Linked DNA regions of Homo sapiens: region 1 is linked to region 2. Evidence: chromatin loops called from intact Hi-C (ENCODE). Cell type or tissue: heart right ventricle. All regions are shown on one strand. Links, peaks and the distances in the headings refer to the core of each region. The heading gives the core; the rest is flanking DNA.

Region 1 (8,695 bases), core at 513-8,512, 50 kb after region 2:
AGTGGTTATAGGACTATTAAGGTTGACTATTTCATCTAGTTTGTGGTTTGTGATTTTTTTCTAGGCTGTCAATTTTATGAGCATAAAATTGTTTGTATTATTTCCTTATTGTCTTTTTAATCAGAGCATGATCTGTTTTTCTCCCTCAGTTTCTCATTATCCATTTTGCTTTTCTTGCCTTCTTGTGGGTTACTTGAATAACTTGTAGGATTCCATCTTGATTTATTTATAGTGTTTTTAGTATATTGCTTTTGTGTATATACATATGTATTTTTAGTGTTTGTTCTAGGTATTAAAACATGGACACATAATATACCCCAGTCTATTTGTATCAATGTTTTACCACTTTGATGTGTGGAAACTTAATTCCATTTACATCCCTTTTCTTTCGCTATTTTAAATATCTTTTTCTTTAGTATAAGATGTTGTATAATTTTTGTTTTAATGATCAGGGATGATTTTTAAAACTGATGAGGAGAAGTCCAGTGTATGCATCCATACGTCTGGGTTTATTTTGTTCTTCCTTCCTTCCTGATTGTCTGAGATTTCTTTTTCTGTCATTTCCTTTGAAGAAAACCCTTCAGCCGATCTTTAAAAGTAGTTATACTGGCAACAAATTCTATTAGTTTTTGTTTGTCTGAGAATGTCTCTGTTTCCCTTTCATCCCTCACTGGATATCATAATCATGGTTGACAATTCTTTTCTTTCAGCAGCTGAAAAATTTGGGAAGTGTTCAGCCATTACCTTTTAAAATACTCTCTCATATCTTTCCTCAGACTCCAATGATGGATCTTTTGTTATTATCCCTGTTTATTTTTTTTCAGTCTGTTATATCTCTGTTATTGAGATCGTGTAAATTCTGTTGAGCTGACTTCAAATTTGCTGATTCTTTCCTCTGTTTTTTCCATTCTACTGTTGAACCCAGGCAGCAAGGTATTATTTCAGTTACTGGACTTTTTAGTTTGATGACATTCCTTTTTTAAATAAAATATGACTATTAACTTAAATTATACTGAAATATAGTTTACATACCATAAAGTTAATTCGTATACAGTATACATTTCAGTAGTTTTTGATATGTATGCAGAGTTGTAGAAGCATCACCACAGTTTAATATTTGAACATTTTCAATACCCCAAAAAGAAAACTGTACCCACTGACAGACAGTCCTCATTCCATGCCACCTTTAGCCTCAGAAACTACTAACCTACTTTCTGTCTCTGTAGATTTGCCTATTCTGGACCTGTCTTATAAATTGTATCATATAATATGTGAGGTTTTGTTTTTATGTGTGTGTGTGGCTTATTTCACTTAGCATAATATTTTTACATTTATCCATATATAGTAGCATGTATTACTTCATTTCTATTTATTTACTGACATTTTGTAAATTTTCTGTTTGTTTTAAGAGAATTTATAATTGAAGCACTTTATGGCTGCATTAAATATCTTGTCAGATACTTTCAACATCTGATTCATCTTGATGTTGGCATATGTGGATTGTCCTTTCTCACTGAAGTTGTGATTTTTCTAGTTCTTGGGATGAGTGACTATTTTCTCTTTGACACTTCGGATATTATGGGACTCTGGATCTGTACATGTTGAGTCTACCATTGGGTCTCACTGACAGCACCCCCTCAGAAGTGGAATGTTTATACTGCCTCAGTGCAGATGAACACAGTAGAAGGATGGCTTCTCCTTTGGCTCTGCTTATACCTTCTTGGTGAAAGTGGAGCACCAAGTTGCACCACATTGTTGCTCCTAAGAGGAAATACAAACTGGGCCCTGGTGACACCACACCACTTGTTGTCATAGGGTAAGGGTAGAAACCCAATGTCCTGATTCCCTGCTGACACCAGTGGAGCAGGGAAGGGAAGTGGAGTGCCCCTTCATTTGGGCTTATTGATGGTAGGTGAAGGGTGAAGGGTTTCTCCCCATTGGCAGAAACCAGAGGAAGGAGGAAACAGTGTCACCTGCCCTGCCTTACACCACCTCTTTCCACCTTGTTAATGCTAAGTGCAAGTAGTGGCTCAGCTCCCCACTGGGGGAATCCCAGCTTCCTCAGGAAGTCTGCCGCCTCTCTACGGTTTAGGGTCTTCCCATGCTCGCTTGTTGTGTTATGTCAATTTTGTGTTAATTTTAAGAGGCTAGACCGTCTTAAAATGGAGTTTGTAATGGGCCTATCCCATCTTGGCTGGAACCGGAAGTCCTGAATCATTACTTTTTGAAATAATCATCAGTTAAACAAATCTCATAGTACCCTACTATTTGAAAGCTTTAAGGATTCTCAATTGTGTATTAAATAAAATTGTTACTCCTTGCCTTGACTTACTCAGTTTCTTCCACAAATAGTTCACTGCCTCTTTCATTCTTAACGTCTGCGCCTCCTCTACATGCAAACTTTGCTCCAGACCTGTTCACCTTCCCTTGAAGTAAATTTTTTTCTTTTTGTTTCCATTTTTCCCCCCGCTACAGCTTCCAGCTATAATCTCCACCCAAATCTTCTGGTACCACAAGTCCAATTCAAATACATTGTCCTCTATAAATTCTCTTTTTCAGTCTAATGAGAAGTGACTGTCCTCTCTAAAGAGGTATAGCGTTTACTACCTGTAATGGAATTTCCACAGTTTGTATTATATTTCTGTATTTGTGTACATGATTGATCCCTCCTGCTGGACTATAAAATGAGTTATTCCACAATCATTTTTGATCCTTAATTATGTGCTAAACATTGTTCTGGGTGTTGAAGGTAAAAACAGAGAAGTAACTGCAGCCATATTCTCAAAAAGTCCATATTGCAGGAGGGATCCACATCTGTGAGCAAGTAGTTGCAAGTCGTGTAAGTATATGAGTGGATGTTTATGCAAGTTCAAGCATATGGGACTACTACTTCTATATCTTGGTTGTGGTCACAACACTTAACACGTTGCTGTATTCAGAGAAAGTGCTTGAAGGATGCGCTAAATTCATGAAACTGAAAATATATGATTTGGTCTCTTAACTTCAGTGTTAAAAGTAGCAGTCAAATATTAGAATATTCCCAAAGCAAGGCCACATCAGAGTCATTTACTCATGTGGCAAATGATTGTGCCAGTTCCTTGGGGGCATTTGATGTTATATTAGAGATGCAGTATTGTTTGGGAAAGCTGTGGAGATAACATTCTTAATGCAGTGGTTTGGAAGAATCTTAAGTAATTATGAAGGGTTTTGTGTGAAAATATCTGTTATGCTTATTACATGGCAGTACATGAAAAAATGCATTTCAAGTACTAATTTATTTAATTTTATCACACTTCTACATGGACGCTATCATCACTCATATTTTACAAGTTCAGAAACTGAGGTGGTTAAACATTTTTCCCAGACTATTCAGTAATCTGTCAGTTGCTTTTCTCAGTAGATATTTCTGTCTGACTGAACCAATGTCTAAAAAGAAAGATCTGGGATCCTCGTCGTTTTGCCTTCAAATAGCCCTCTTTTGGACAAATCACTTGTGTTAAGTAAGATGATATTCAACTTCACAGAAAAAATGCTGAGACAATAAATGCAATTCAGAGAAAAGTTGACTTGTAAATTCTATGTGTATACAGCTATTTATAGCTTTTCCTCACAGCTTCCTTGTGAAGAAGGTATTATTTCCCTATTTTAGGTAAAGGCAAGGCACAAAATTCTGACTTAATCATAAGACATTAATGATAGAGACAAGTTTATTAAACAAAGCAATAAGTATAGTGCCTACTATGTATTTAACACAGTGAGGTCAGTTGATACCTGATTAATTTTAGGAGGTCAGATTAGAATAGATAATTTAGCTTATTATAACTTACATTGAAGCCATATTTCTCTATCATCCATCAGTTGCTCCCTCAGTTTATCAGATTTGCAGCAGTTTTGCATTTGAGGCTTGGACAAGATTGTATGCCTATATATATATATATATGTATGTGTGTGTGTATATATATATATATGAATGAGCTTCAGTTGTCCATTACATTGGACAAACTACAAAATTCTCTAAGGCTCAGTTTCATCTACAAAATAGAAACAATATAATAGTTATCTTTGAGATTGTGAGTACTAAATGAAATAATGCACATAAGATGAATATCATGGTGTCTGGTGATAGTAAACACTTGATATTTGCCATTATTCGTAGTAGTTCAGAAGCTTTAAATTTCTAGGCAATAGCTATGTCATTTACACCTACTCAGTATTTCAACTCTTTTTGCCAGAAGTACTATTTGAGTGCTACTGCATATAAAATAGCAATTTGGGACATTTTTTTGTTTAAGAGAAAGGAGAAGCCTCGGTAATTATTGTCTACCCAAATACTTTCTCCTATTTCCCTTTTCCTCACATTTTGTTCCAAAATAACACACTTATCTTCTGATTACTATCAATTTCAAATCGCTGAGGATAATTAAGAGGGTGGGAGAACATCAGCATTTATAGAGCACCTACTGTATGCTAGACAGCATACTGGACACTTTGTGTATATCCCATAGAATCCTCAACACTTTCAATTTTAGTACTGTATTATGCTAATTTTACAGATGAAGGAACAGGCTTTCATGGGTTAAGTACCTTGCTCAAGGTCATAAAGCTTGTAAGATGTAGAGCCAAGGGCATTGCTCATCTGTTGCCATATACTGTCCTTCCATTAAGATAGCCAATAAATAGTAAAGGTCTTGGTACTGCCTCAAATTTGGCCTGGCATAGACAAGAGTTCTTTATTCTTTCTAGTCATTCTTTGCCCATTAAAAAAATTATTTAATAAAATTACCATCTCTGACTTATAAGACTATTAGAATAATTTTTTCCATGCGGTCAAGCTTTTTGAGTTTTTCTCCTCTTAATTTCTGCACACTCGGGGGGGTCTCACAGCCGTTTAATTCTTTCTCATCACTTTCCTAGGGCATTTGCAATTTGTGTAAAACACTAGTTCCCTTACCACCTTCAGCTCTACAGTCAGAGCTATTGCTAGGGGAGGATGCGTTTGAGGAAATTCCCGTAGGCGAGAAGTTTTGAGGGGAACACAGAGGTCTTTGAAGACATGGTGAATTTGGAGGAAATTCTACGTAGAAGGATGCCTTTTGCTACCCTGGGCCTGCACTTGAGTCCCAGCTCCGTCACTTCCTACTGACTTGAGGCAAGCTGTTTAGCCTCTCTGGGGATATAACATGGAGATTATAATTGCTACATCATAGGTCTGAGGATACCATTAGATAATGTATATAAAATGGTATAGATAAATTGTAGCTGTTACTGGTTTACTTTTTAAGTCATGTATTTGAATTTTATAAGGAGAAAAACGGAAGTTCTACTGGAGAGATTAGAGAAGACCTGAGTCTCACATACAACCAGGTTGTAACTCTTTTCTTCACCTCCCCTCTCTCAGTCATCCAGAGATCAAGGTGTGTTCACCCCTCCAACTTCACAGTGCTGATCCTGTATTATGATGTAAGTAGAGGCGAGGCTGTGATTTCTGAGCCCCAATCCCTTTAGTATAGAGATCACAACCTGAAATGCCTGTGAAGGTAAAGTAAATGAGAGAACTGGGCCAGATGGGGAGCATGGTGACTTGGAGATTTATGCCCTGCCTAAAGAGGTTAGCAGCTACTCAGCTCCCACCAAGAGTGGTCAGTAGGACTTGGGTCCAGGATGGCCAGGTCTCTTGAATCTTCAAGAGAAGCCAGAAATGCTTATTTGTATCTCTCTTGGATTGTATATGTCGGCAATGAATTTTTTTAAGTTAAATCCTGCTTAATTATACATTCCTGTGGGTCTGTGTGGCCTGTGGTCCAGTATTTACAATATCTGTTATTAAGCAGACTTGTTTCCAGCAGCTTCATGGGTGGATCCAGCTTGGAGCTCTCCTCTTCTGAATAGTATCGAGTAACAGGAAACTATGTGTCAGGTGCTGCTCTAAGCATTTTACATCTATTAAATCATTTTAATCCTCACAACCACTGTATGAGATAGGTACAAACACTATCCCATTTTGCAGATAATAACACCGAGGTACAAGTGATAAGTAACTAGCCTAAGTTTATATGGGAAGACCTGGGACCTGGATTCAAATATAGGCAACCTGGCTCCTAATTGCTATATAGTATTTTCTAATGTTTGTGCTTTCAGAAGAAAAAGAAACGGTGCATTTCTGGTAATTTTAAATTTTCAAGGAATATTTCAATGATTTAGATCAGTACACTGCTCTCCCTAGTTCTTGAAACAATCCGGGCTGACATTTTGGAAAGGAGGGGAAAAGGGCAATTCTCTCATCAGGCTTCTTGGGCAAAGCTCTTCTGAAGTAAATGGGGCTGAAAGCCCCCATTGTGTAAACTCAGCCCACACCTCCCCACAGCGAGAAGTCATAAGCAAGTCTTGAGTCTCCACATAACTCTAGAGTTTTATAGAGGAAACTCTTCATTAACAATGCATTGATTTGTGACCACACTTCTGTAAAAAGAACAGCTTTCATAGAGTCCTCTGCAGCTTGCTTGCTTGCTTTTTTTTTTGAAGTGTAGTGTTTTTGCTTACTTGCAAAGCACTAAAGAGGAGTTAACTTTTAGATGGGTACAAGGAATCTTCAGATGTGTTGCTGCTAGTACTTTTTTTCCCCCATTGAGTATAAGGATGAAAAAAAATATTACATTTCAGAGAAGATTATCAGGAAAGAGAGTTTCTTCTCAATTGATGGAACACAGCAGAAAGGGGAAAATCCTTCATCCAGTTCTGACTTTATTCCATAGGATTAAAAAAAAAAAATCTTGTCTGAGAAAAAGTGAAATCTTGTCATTTTAGTCTTGCACTAGAAAACTTATAAATATGTTTGAGAGGAAAACAGAGCTGGGTAGAAATTTTTGCTCAGGCAAGGGGAGGGCTTGGGCTTCAGTCACTCCCTTCCAGGAAAAGGAAGTGATTTTTTGAGAGCCTACCATGTGCCAGACACAATCCATCCATTATCTTATTTTTTCTCACTCCTTGAGGTAAGTATTACTTTCCCTGAAGTGTTGGAAAGGCAGTCATTCTTAATTCCTTTCCACCTCTATGTCTCCTTTCTTTGCCCCCAGACACTAATTATGACTTCAGAAAGAAGAACTACTTAGAGGCAACAAGTTATTGGAAAGTGTGGAGGATGGAGGAAGGGAAGGCGGGGGATTTTTCCTGTGATTCTTTTAGCACAGAAAATATCTGTTTTTATTTTACCTGTGCATTTAGGAGGGATGCAGGAGATCATGGGAGTTTCAACCCCATGATCCAACCCACGCTTTCACACCATCCCTGCCTCTATAGTAAGTCTGGACTGTGTACTTGACATTTCAATATCCTTCCTCTCCTCTGTATTCCACCTGCATTTTTTCTAGCCTGTGTTTTTGCCCTTATTCACTTGGGCCACCATGATGGTCTCTTTAGTTGGATCTCTTGCTTTCAATCTTGTATACCTCCAATCCATTCTCCACACTGTAGCTGATTGAAACTGTGATACTACACCTCTGCTTATTGCATTCCTTAAGTGGCCCCTCACTGCCTACACAAAGAGGTTGAGTAAAAAAATAAAACATGGCAAATCTCACCAAGGGCCAACTAATTAGTGTTACTGGGGGTGAGCTAGGCACCTGCCGTCCTTAAAGCTGCACAGGCTATGTGTATTGTAAGAATCAGTGGCTTAGAGTGTCCAGAGTCCTTGGCATTGCACACAAGGCCCTCCGTGATTCTGCCTGCACTCCATTCTCCAGATTTCACTTTTCAGCCCCATCCCCACCTTATCTTGTGCTCCAATCATGGCAGTATGCCTGCTAAGCCCTGAATTTACCACGAAGATTCACCCTTCTCTGTGCTCCTTCTTTCTACCTGGATTGCTCTTCGTTTCTTCCTTGACTTCCTGGTGGAAACCTATGTTTATTTAGTCTCAGGTCAGGCATTATCTCCCAATAGAAATGAGCACTCTCTTTCTCGTTTTTGGCCCCCACTGTACATCATCCATCCATCATCTGAAACACTAGTGCATTTATTTGTTTAAATGTCTGCCTTCATGTGATAGATTTGGAACACCTTCACATTTTTTAGTTCTGAGCACATAATATTTATGGCCAATGGTGTTTATTGAATAAAATGAATACTTTTATTTTTCTTTAAATGAGACAGGGTCTCACTTTGTCACCCAGGCTGGAGTGCAGTGGTGCGTTCTTGGCTTACTGCAGCCTTGATCTCCGAGGCTCAAGCGATCCTCCCACTTCAGCTCCCCAAGTAGCTGGGACTACAGGCGTGTGCCACTGTGCCCGGCTAATTTTTGTATTTTTTGTAGAGGTGGGGTTTTGCCATGTTGCCCAGGATGGTCTCAAATTCCTGGACTTAAGTGATCTGCCTGCCCCGGCCTCCCAAAGTGCTGGGTTTACAGGCATGAGCCACTGTGCCCAGCCAAGTAAAATGAATACATTTTACAGTTAATCCAAGAGCACACAGGACTCCAGGACTGTCTGAATGCTATGCTCTTCTGTTATGCTCCCTGCAAGAAACTGCGACATAGAAATATTAGGCAAATTGTTGACCACAGTGGAGTACCCTCTGTCTTAGCAATGGCCCCAGAGAACTATCCCAATGCATATATACTTCAAAAAATATTAAAATCACGCTGTGTAGACAGTTGGTACCTCGCTGGTTGTTTTTGTTTTTGTTTTTGAGATGGAGTCTC
Region 2 (8,695 bases), core at 547-8,546:
GCGTTGTGCCCAAAGAGTGACTGTACTCTTATTGTTTTACCTTGTCATAAAAATGCTTGTTAGTGGTGACCCTTTCTAGATTTTCTGGTTTTAAACTCAGGAGAATGACTAATGGGGTAAGAAGTGCTTTTCACCAGCAGTATGACATACATTGGACACAAAGTCATAATCCTATAACATGACTACTATGTCAGTCTTATTCAGGAATAGTAAGGGAGGTGAAAGCCCATTCTTCAGGACTAAGCATTGAGAAATCTGTTTGTTGGGCCTCAAAAGATTTCTTTCTTTCCTCCTCTTCTTCTTCTTTTTTTTTTTTAAGTAAAATAGGCTCATTTTAGAGATTAAATCTGTTGTAAAGTGCTATAAATAGGTTGCAAGTATAAGTGCTATAGAAAAATTACAATAATACTATGCTAGCCTAGTGTTTTAGTGGTTAGTCTTCCATAGCAATATGAAATTTCGGGGGGAAGTTGTGTGATTTTTTTAAAAAAACATTACTGAATTCATTTTTCCGGATTTATATATATATATATGTTTGTGTGTGTGTGTGTGTGTGTGCGTGTGTGTGTGTAGCCAATGGTTAATAATGTACGTATATTTTTTGTCTTCCCATCTGTTTCTTGCTACTGCAGTTCTGTGGTTGCTATGGAGAAGGTTATGATAAGGAAAAGCACAATAAGGTTAAAAGTTCTTCTCTGTATCTGGGACAGAAATAACAGTCTCCTACCACACCATCCTTTTTTACGCCCTCTGCCCTCATGTGATGATCTTCAATACTGCAGTGCCTGTTGCTGACGGGAAGATGGTTTGATGCTATATTTAAAAAAATTACACAGAGGAGCTAATTCTCTTCTTTTTTGCTTCTTTTAAGGTTGATGACTTTCATCATTTTAATCTAGGCACAGAACAGAAGGAGACAATAAGCATATTAGGATGAATTGTCAACCCAGGACATTTCTGGTTTGTGTGGGTGGTTTTTTCCTTTAATTTCATTTGTGTGTTTAAAATTTTATTTATTTTTTATTTGCTGATATGAGGTAAGAAAAGCTTAGAGAAAGGACCTGATGTGGAACAGTTGGGATTTAGTTAATCTGCTTAGAAATAACACTAATCTCTAGATCAGATGCTGTCAACAATACAGTGCCTTCTATCCCCATTATCTTCCTCTATTCTTTCCTTGCTTATTCTTCCGGCACTCTGTGGTTTCATTTAGTCTTATCTTTTCATTTCCTACCAATTTTTGTTTTTTAACATTTCTTTCCTACTTCTCATTTACATTTCATTTTTGAATTTCACCACGGCTTCATCATGGGAAGTTTTTTGACTACTCTGAGGTGACAGGGTGGAAAGCATAGATATGTAATAACTCATGCCAAAATAAGCTTCTTCCTAATATATGCTTAAGAGTAACTTTGTATTACTTTTAATAATCACAGTTGTAGGTCTCTGTCAAAATAAGAGTATGACCACAATTTTCTTGAGAAGTTTGATGCTACTGGGACGATTATATGACTAGGTGAATACATGCTATTTTCTTTCCTCTGTTTTCTGGTTTTTTTTCCCTGCTTATTTGTATGTTAGGTTATTTTTTGAGATCAAATTCAATTGCTATTTATTAAAAACCTCCTTTGTGCAAGGCATTTAATGTATTTTTCTTCAAAGTGATTTTGTGAGGCAGATATTTTTATGCCTTTTCTTAAAGATGTCAAAAAACTAAAGCCAACAAGTTAAAATAATGTGCCCCAGGCTACACAATTAGTCAGTAGCTGTACCTGGATTCTATGTCCTGTGCTCTTTTCAGCATTCCTCAGAGGCTTTAAGTAGGAGTTAGGAAAGGCTCTGGAGTCACACTAGACATTGTTTTGAATCCCAGTTCCATCTCTGGGTCTCAGTTTCCTCATCTGTAAAATACGATTAATAATCATATCACCTCCAAGTCTTGTTTGTTACTAAGCTTTATATAAACCGCCTAAAACAATACTTGGCACATAAGTTCTTGATGAATAGCATCAAGTACATTGAACATCAAATATATTGAACATTTACTGTATTATGGTCTCTGTGTGCTGAGACCCGAGCATATAGGTTCTACTTAGAATCAAATTGAGAAAGGCCTCTATTAAGAGAATTTAAAGTGTCGTGACTATATCAAGGAAGTACAGGGTGTCATGAGGGCATTTAAAAAGGAAGGGTAGTCTGTTCTGGAGGTCAGCAGAATTTTGAAATCTGAAGGATGGGTAGAAATGAGAGGGATCGTGTGTGTGTGTGTGTGTGTGTGTGTGTGTGTGTGTGTGTGTGTGTGTGTATTTCAAGCTAAGGCAATAGACCACATAAATCTTAGATGGGAGAGTGCAGTGTGTTGCTGAACCTGAGAAAAGCCCACTGTGGAAGAAAGTACTGTAAGACTGGCTGGAAGAACAGGCAAAGGTCAGATTAAGCAGAGCCTTGAAGGTCATAGAAAGTAAACCTAGATACATTGTATTAGAACCTAATGATGATGCCATATTACCTCTATCTCTATTCCTAGACTTCAAGAGAACTTCTAAAAGGATAACCAAACTCTTTACTTCCACATTTAAAATATTTGTATGTTAAAAACTGAAGAATGCTTTAAACTAGTTAGAAGTTAAATTAGTACTAACACAAACATATCTAAAAATCAAGAAAAATTTTAAAAATAGTGTTTAATTTGGAAAGAAGCAGTGTTACTGGTGAACAAGAATAAAATATTTCAGTTGAGCCATTTTTAAAAAGAATTTAATTGGTTTCAGAATGTAACATCCTTCCTGATGGTTTCAGATGGCTTTATTTGTTCATAAATAACTCTACTTGTTGATTTAGCCACTTTTGTCATATGAATGCTTCATTAAACAAATGGAGCTTGCTCATTATAGCCAAGTAGAGCTATATTCAACCAAGTGGTGAAGTTGAGAGTACATGGTTGTATTTAACAGCAAAGGCCCTTTATCTGGCCTCTTGCCATCTGGAAACTCTAGATAGCATTTCCCAATATAAATCTCAATGTAGTAACCAGACTGATAAGGACATGCAACTATAGCATCACAATGTCAGAGAGTGTTCTGTATACAGGAAAGAAAAATACATTCTTCTCACCCTATTCATTATCCAAGTTAAAAGCCTAGATTTTCAGAAGTCCTTTAGAAAGCTAAGCAGCAAGAAATTTTATTTTCTCTGAAAAAGGCCAGTCACATGGAAGTTCAGATTTGGCTAGAGGGTTATCATTGTAATAAAAGACAATCCTGAAATAGCGAAAAAATAGCCCCTAGATTCTGTCAGTTTTCTCTGCCCATTCCCTGCCTTGTCTTTAAACTATGATTTCTGAAATTTTTGAAAGCACAGAGATCTTTTTTAAAGTCCTTATATAATGCTTAGGGCATTAAGATTTATTTTTAAACTTTACTCATCATTTCTAGGCTCCACAAAGTTTTGTAAGAAATGTCTATCTGTTTTTTAAAATGTCAAGTTGAATTCAAATCTGAGACCCCTTTTTAAAAAAATCATTGTGATAATTATCAATTATTGAGGCTCCCCTCTATATGCTGCAGTCTGTCTTACAGAGCCACAATGCTGGGAGGACCCCTCTGGTCTTCTGTGGAGTAACTGCTTTTTGTTCGAGCCCCTTGTTCAAGCCCGCAGGATCCTTTGTGTTGCTCTGCAGCTTCTGTGCCTTGTAGGACACATGGAATGTTGTGATGACCAGAGCTCCAGTCTCCAGGACAGCCATACTCTTTGAGGCACCATTATTTCCTTTGTCCTCTGAGCAAAGGAGAGCATGCATCTCCTCTTGTCAAGGAACTTGGCCAACTTCCATTCCCCTCCCAGTAGTATTTTTTCTCCTTTATCAGGCTCAAAGGCAGCCCCTCCTACCTCCTCTGCCCCACTGTAGCTTCCTCAGTGAGCATAGGCTTCACAAGAGACAGGAAGCCTGTTGGTCTTCAGTAGTTTCATCTTTTCACCCTGCAAAGCCGACAAGATAAAGGAATACACAGACAACTTGACAAAGATAGGCTTAGAAGAGGTAGGAGAGAAGAAGGAGAAAGACATAATTGTTATTGTTTTCATTTGTTGCTTGCTGTAGTCAGCATAGTCGTATTCATGGCTGACAAATCATATTTTGAATAGTATTTCTATTTGGAGGAATTCCCACATTATGAGTCTACCTCCCCAGTGTTAGAAATGAGAACTTAAATTTCTGGCCTCTTGTGTAGCTTGGACTTCGGCCCTTCAGTCAGATTCACATAGAGAGTCTCTGGCCCTGACTTGAAAGAAGAAACTTGAAAGAAGAAACGTGACAGAACAAGTTCTATGTTGAGCTTCTATTGCTAGCACAGATAGCAGCATAAGAGTATGGCTTTGCAGGATGGTAGTGTTGTAGGGTTAAGTGCCTGATATAGCACTGGGACATCATTCGTAGTTGCAGTAAAGTTTTGGCATTTGGGGTTTGGTGACAGGGACAGTTGCAGCAATTTTCTTAAGCCAGTTTTACAGTATAGTTATGGATGTTTTCCTGGAAGATTAGCCCTTAATTTGTTTTTCAAGCCATTTCCATGATTCTGTGAGCTTCCCAACATACCTTTTTCTAAAAAAACATTTTTTTAAAGTATAACTTACATACAATAAAATCCCTCTGTCTAGGTATATAGTTTGCTATGTTTTGACAAATGTCTCGTCTTGTGTTCACTACCATAACCGTGATGTACACTATTTCTGTAACTCCAAGGACTTCCCTTATGCCCTATGTAGTATTCTCTGCCAAACTTTAACCCTCAGTCCCAGCTCCAGCATCTGGCAACTGCTGCTTTGTTTTCTGCCTGTATAGTTTTGCTTTCTCCGTAGATTTTTTTTTAATGGATACATGCAGTATATAGCCATTTGTTTCTGGATTATTTCACTTAGCACAATAGCTTTAACATTTAGTCATTTTGCATATATCAGAAGTTTGAGGTTTTTTTTGTTCATAAGTAATATTTCATTAAATGGCTGTGTCACAATTGTTTTATCCATTTGCAAGTTGATGGGCATTTGAGTTGTGTCTGGTATTTTGGCTATTACAAATAAAGATGCAGTGAACATTTGCATATAGGTTTTTCTGTAGATCTGTATCTTTACTTGTCTTGCATAAATATCTAGAATTGGAATTGCTAGATTGTATAGTTAAGTGTACATTTAATTCTGTAATAAAATATGAAAATGTTTCCAAATGACTGTACTACATTTCATTTCCTTCAGAAATGTATGAGAGTTAGTTGTTCTACATTCTCGTCAACACTTAGCATTGTCGTGTTAATATAATATATTCTAGTTGATGTTTTGTATTATCTCAATGTGGTTTTAAGTTCCCTGTTGACTAATGAAGTGGAGCATCGTTTCAGGATGTTATTACTCATTTGTATACTTTCTATGCATAGTGAAGTGTCTGTTCAAATCTTTTGTGCATTTAAAAAATTGGACTGTTTGTTTTGTTGAATTTTAAGAGTTTTTAGATATTATAAATACAAGAACTTGTGTTTTGAAAATATTTTTTCCCAACCTATGGCTTGTATTTTTATTTTCTTAATAGTGTCTTTTGAAGACAAGAAACTTACCTTGTTTTATTATTGTTTTATTATCAAAACAATAATTTTGATGAGGTCTTACCCATTTTTAAGTGGTTAATGCATTTTGTATCCTATTCCAGAAGGCTTTTTCTAACCCAGAGTCATAGAGAATTTCTCCTGTGTTTTCTTCCAGAAGTTTTATAGTTTTATTGATATGTTTAAATTTTTTATCTATTTTGAGTTAATTTTTATATAAAGTATTAAATAAGGGTAGAGGTGTTTTTTTTTTTTTTTTTGGCATATGGAGATTATTTTTTCCCCCAGTGCAGTTTTTCAAAAAGAGTAAACTTTTCCCCCTGAATGGCTTTGACAACTTTGTTGGAAATCAATTGCCCATTTATGTATGAATCAATTTTTGGACTCTCTATATGTCCTTATTCCAATGCTACTTTATCTATATTACTTTATAACTTACTTTTTTTCTTGAAAATTATTCTATTCTAATATTCACTTTTGTACATACATTTCAGGAGCAATTTGTCTATACAAAACAGCTCACTGAAAATTTGATTTGGGTTCTATTAAATCTAAAGATAAATTTGGGTTGACTTGACCTCCTAACAGTATTGAGTCTTTTGACTAATGGTCACAGTTTGTCTCTCCAGGCAGTAAAGTCTTTAAATTTCTCTCAGGAAAATTTTGTAATTTTCATTGCACAGATCTTACAGATATTTTCTGAAGGTTATCCCTAAGTATTTCATGTTTTGGATGCTATTATAAGTGGTATCATTTTAAAATTTTAATTTCCAAATATTCATTGCTACTGTATAGAAAAATCGTTGCTATTTGTATATTAGCCTTGATTTCTGAAACCTTGCTAAACTCATTTATTAGAATTAGTTGGTTTTTTGTAGACTTGTAAGAATTTTTAATGTAGATGTGTTATCTGCAAATAAATACAGTTTTACTTTGAAATTTTCAATCTATATGTCTTTTAATTCTTATTCTTGCCTTATTGCAGTGACTACAATCTGCATGTTAAATAGAAGTGGCAAGAGCAGACATCTCTCCTTGTTCCTTACTGTAGGAGGAAAATCTTTTACCATTAAATTTGTTAGCTGTTTGAATTATTGGTACTGATAATATCTCTTTGTTCTTCTTTTAATGTCTGTAGGATCTGTAATTATGTCTCTTCTTTCATATCTGAATTGATAATTTGTGACTTTTCTCTTTATTCTTTGTCAGTCTGGTTAGAGATTTATAAATTTTATTGACCTCAGATAACTAAATTTTGATTTTATTGATTTACCCTGTTGTTTTTCTGTCTTTATTGAATTCTACTCTGTCTTGATACTTTGCTTCTGTATGCCTGCATTTGATTTAATTTAAATTAATTTTTAAAAAGTTTCTTAAGGTGGAAACTTAGGTCATTGATTATAAACCTTTCTTCTTTTCTAATATGCACATTTAGATGCTGCTGTTACTTTTCTCTAAGTAATGCTTTGGTTGCTTCCCCATAAATTTTGATAAGTTGTGTTTTCATACTCACATAATTAAAAATATTTTCTAATCTTCCTTGTGATTTCTTCTTTGACCTGTGAATTATTTAGAAGTGATTTTTTTTTTTTTGAGACGGAGTCTTGCTCTGTCACCCAGGCTAGAGTGCAGTGGCACGATCTTGGCTCACTGCAACCTTTGCCTCCTGGGTTCAAGCAATTCTCCTACCTCAGCCTCCCAAGTAGCTGGGACTACAGGCATATGCCACCATACCCGGCTAATTTTTATATTTTTAGTAGAGATGGGGTTTCGCCATGTTGGCCAGGCTGGTCTTGAACTCCTGACCTCAGGTGATCCACCTGCCTTGGCGTCCCAAAGTGCTGGGATTACAGGCTTGAGCCACCACACCTGGCCCGAAGTGATTTAAAAAAAAAAATACATGATGGTTTTCTAGATTTCTTCCTATTGAGTTTAGTTTAACTCATGTTCTTTGTATAACTTTAATTATTTAAAAATTTCTGAAGTTCATTTTATAGTCCAGAATATGTTCTGCCTTATTGGATGTTCCATGTCTACTTTAAAATAATATATATTCTATGGTGTTAGGTAGAACATCCTAAAGTTTTCATTTATGTTAAGTTCATTGTTCAGGTCTTCTGTGTTTTTACTGTTTTTGTCTGTTCTATAAGTTAATGATTGAGACGTGTTGCAGTCACCAACCATAATTGCAGGTTTTTCACTTTTTCTCCTTTTAATTCTGTCAGTGTTTCCTTCTTGTACTTTGAAGCTCTGTTGTGAGGTGCATACACAGGACTGTTAGGTTCTTGATGAGTCAGCACGCCGTTTTATCATTATGTAATATCCCTCTCTATGCCTGTTTTAGTTATTTGACTCTTCTTTCTTCACATGCTACTGCTTTCCCAAACTCTTTGCTTTCCCAAACTATATTATCTTATAAGTTACCTCATAATTAGGTGTCCAGCCTCTCCTTGGTGAAATGCTGATTTCTGGTACAATCACTTGTAGCCAGGATGTAAATAAGATCCTATGTCATAAACCATAGTGACTCATGTTCAAGGAATTGCTTCTTTCTCCTTTCTCTGAAGTCAGTTTTGAGTGTGGTAGCAATCATAGTAGCATGTCCATCATAACACTGCAAAGCCTGGTTCTGCTTTTGTGCCTTGGTTCTTTATGGCTAATTATAATCACATTACTTGCTTAGTTTTAAATAAGGGGTTGCAAACATAAATGCCCACAGGAGTCAGACAGGTAACATGATGGAGTAAAGTGGGTTATATCGTGGAATAACAGGAAGTGGGTGGGGATCCTGGCAGTGTGGAAAGCTCCTGCTTTGTCTAAAGGGGCAGCACTAATCAATGGCCATGCGAAATGCAGGCCTGGTGTTACTAAATGCCCCCCAAAAGGGGATTCCTAAATGGAGTAGAATACGTAAGCTGATAGCCAGATATGAAGTCAGGAGGAAGTGATAATAGGAAACTTGCTGAAGAGAATTCTGATAAAGTTCACACCAAGTTTTTGGAGATACTGCTGAGTTAATGCTACCCACGTAATATATATGCCATGACATGTAGGAATCAAGTAAGCATGTATACACACACATATGTATATACACATATGCA

What was found. Hi-C counts contacts between places; a loop is a spot of excess contacts. Peaks named below come from ENCODE experiments on the same cell type or tissue, not always from the same donor. Only the 100,000 strongest peaks of a DNase experiment are listed, where the experiment ranks them.
Region 1: a loop joins it to region 2, with 8 times the contacts of the local background. A loop is called at or near these places in 10 of 110 quality-filtered maps.

The regions. Positions count from the first base shown.
Region 1 is chr3:118,888,093-118,896,787 of GRCh38, reverse strand. No RefSeq gene overlaps it. Among named protein-coding and RNA genes, the nearest start is that of IGSF11-AS1, 51 kb to the left of the region's middle. In heart right ventricle, for the core only: no CTCF peak of the experiment used is centred there; no DNase peak of the experiment used is centred there; H3K27me3 peaks cover 3,885 bases.
Region 2 is chr3:118,938,068-118,946,762 of GRCh38, reverse strand. All of the region lies in intron 1 of IGSF11 (immunoglobulin superfamily member 11), which reads left to right. IGSF11-AS1 (IGSF11 antisense RNA 1) reads right to left here and starts at 3,687. Exons shown (of 4, transcript NR_046230.1): 1 at 3,577-3,687; 2 at 1,773-1,901; 3 at 728-895. In heart right ventricle, for the core only: no CTCF peak of the experiment used is centred there; no DNase peak of the experiment used is centred there.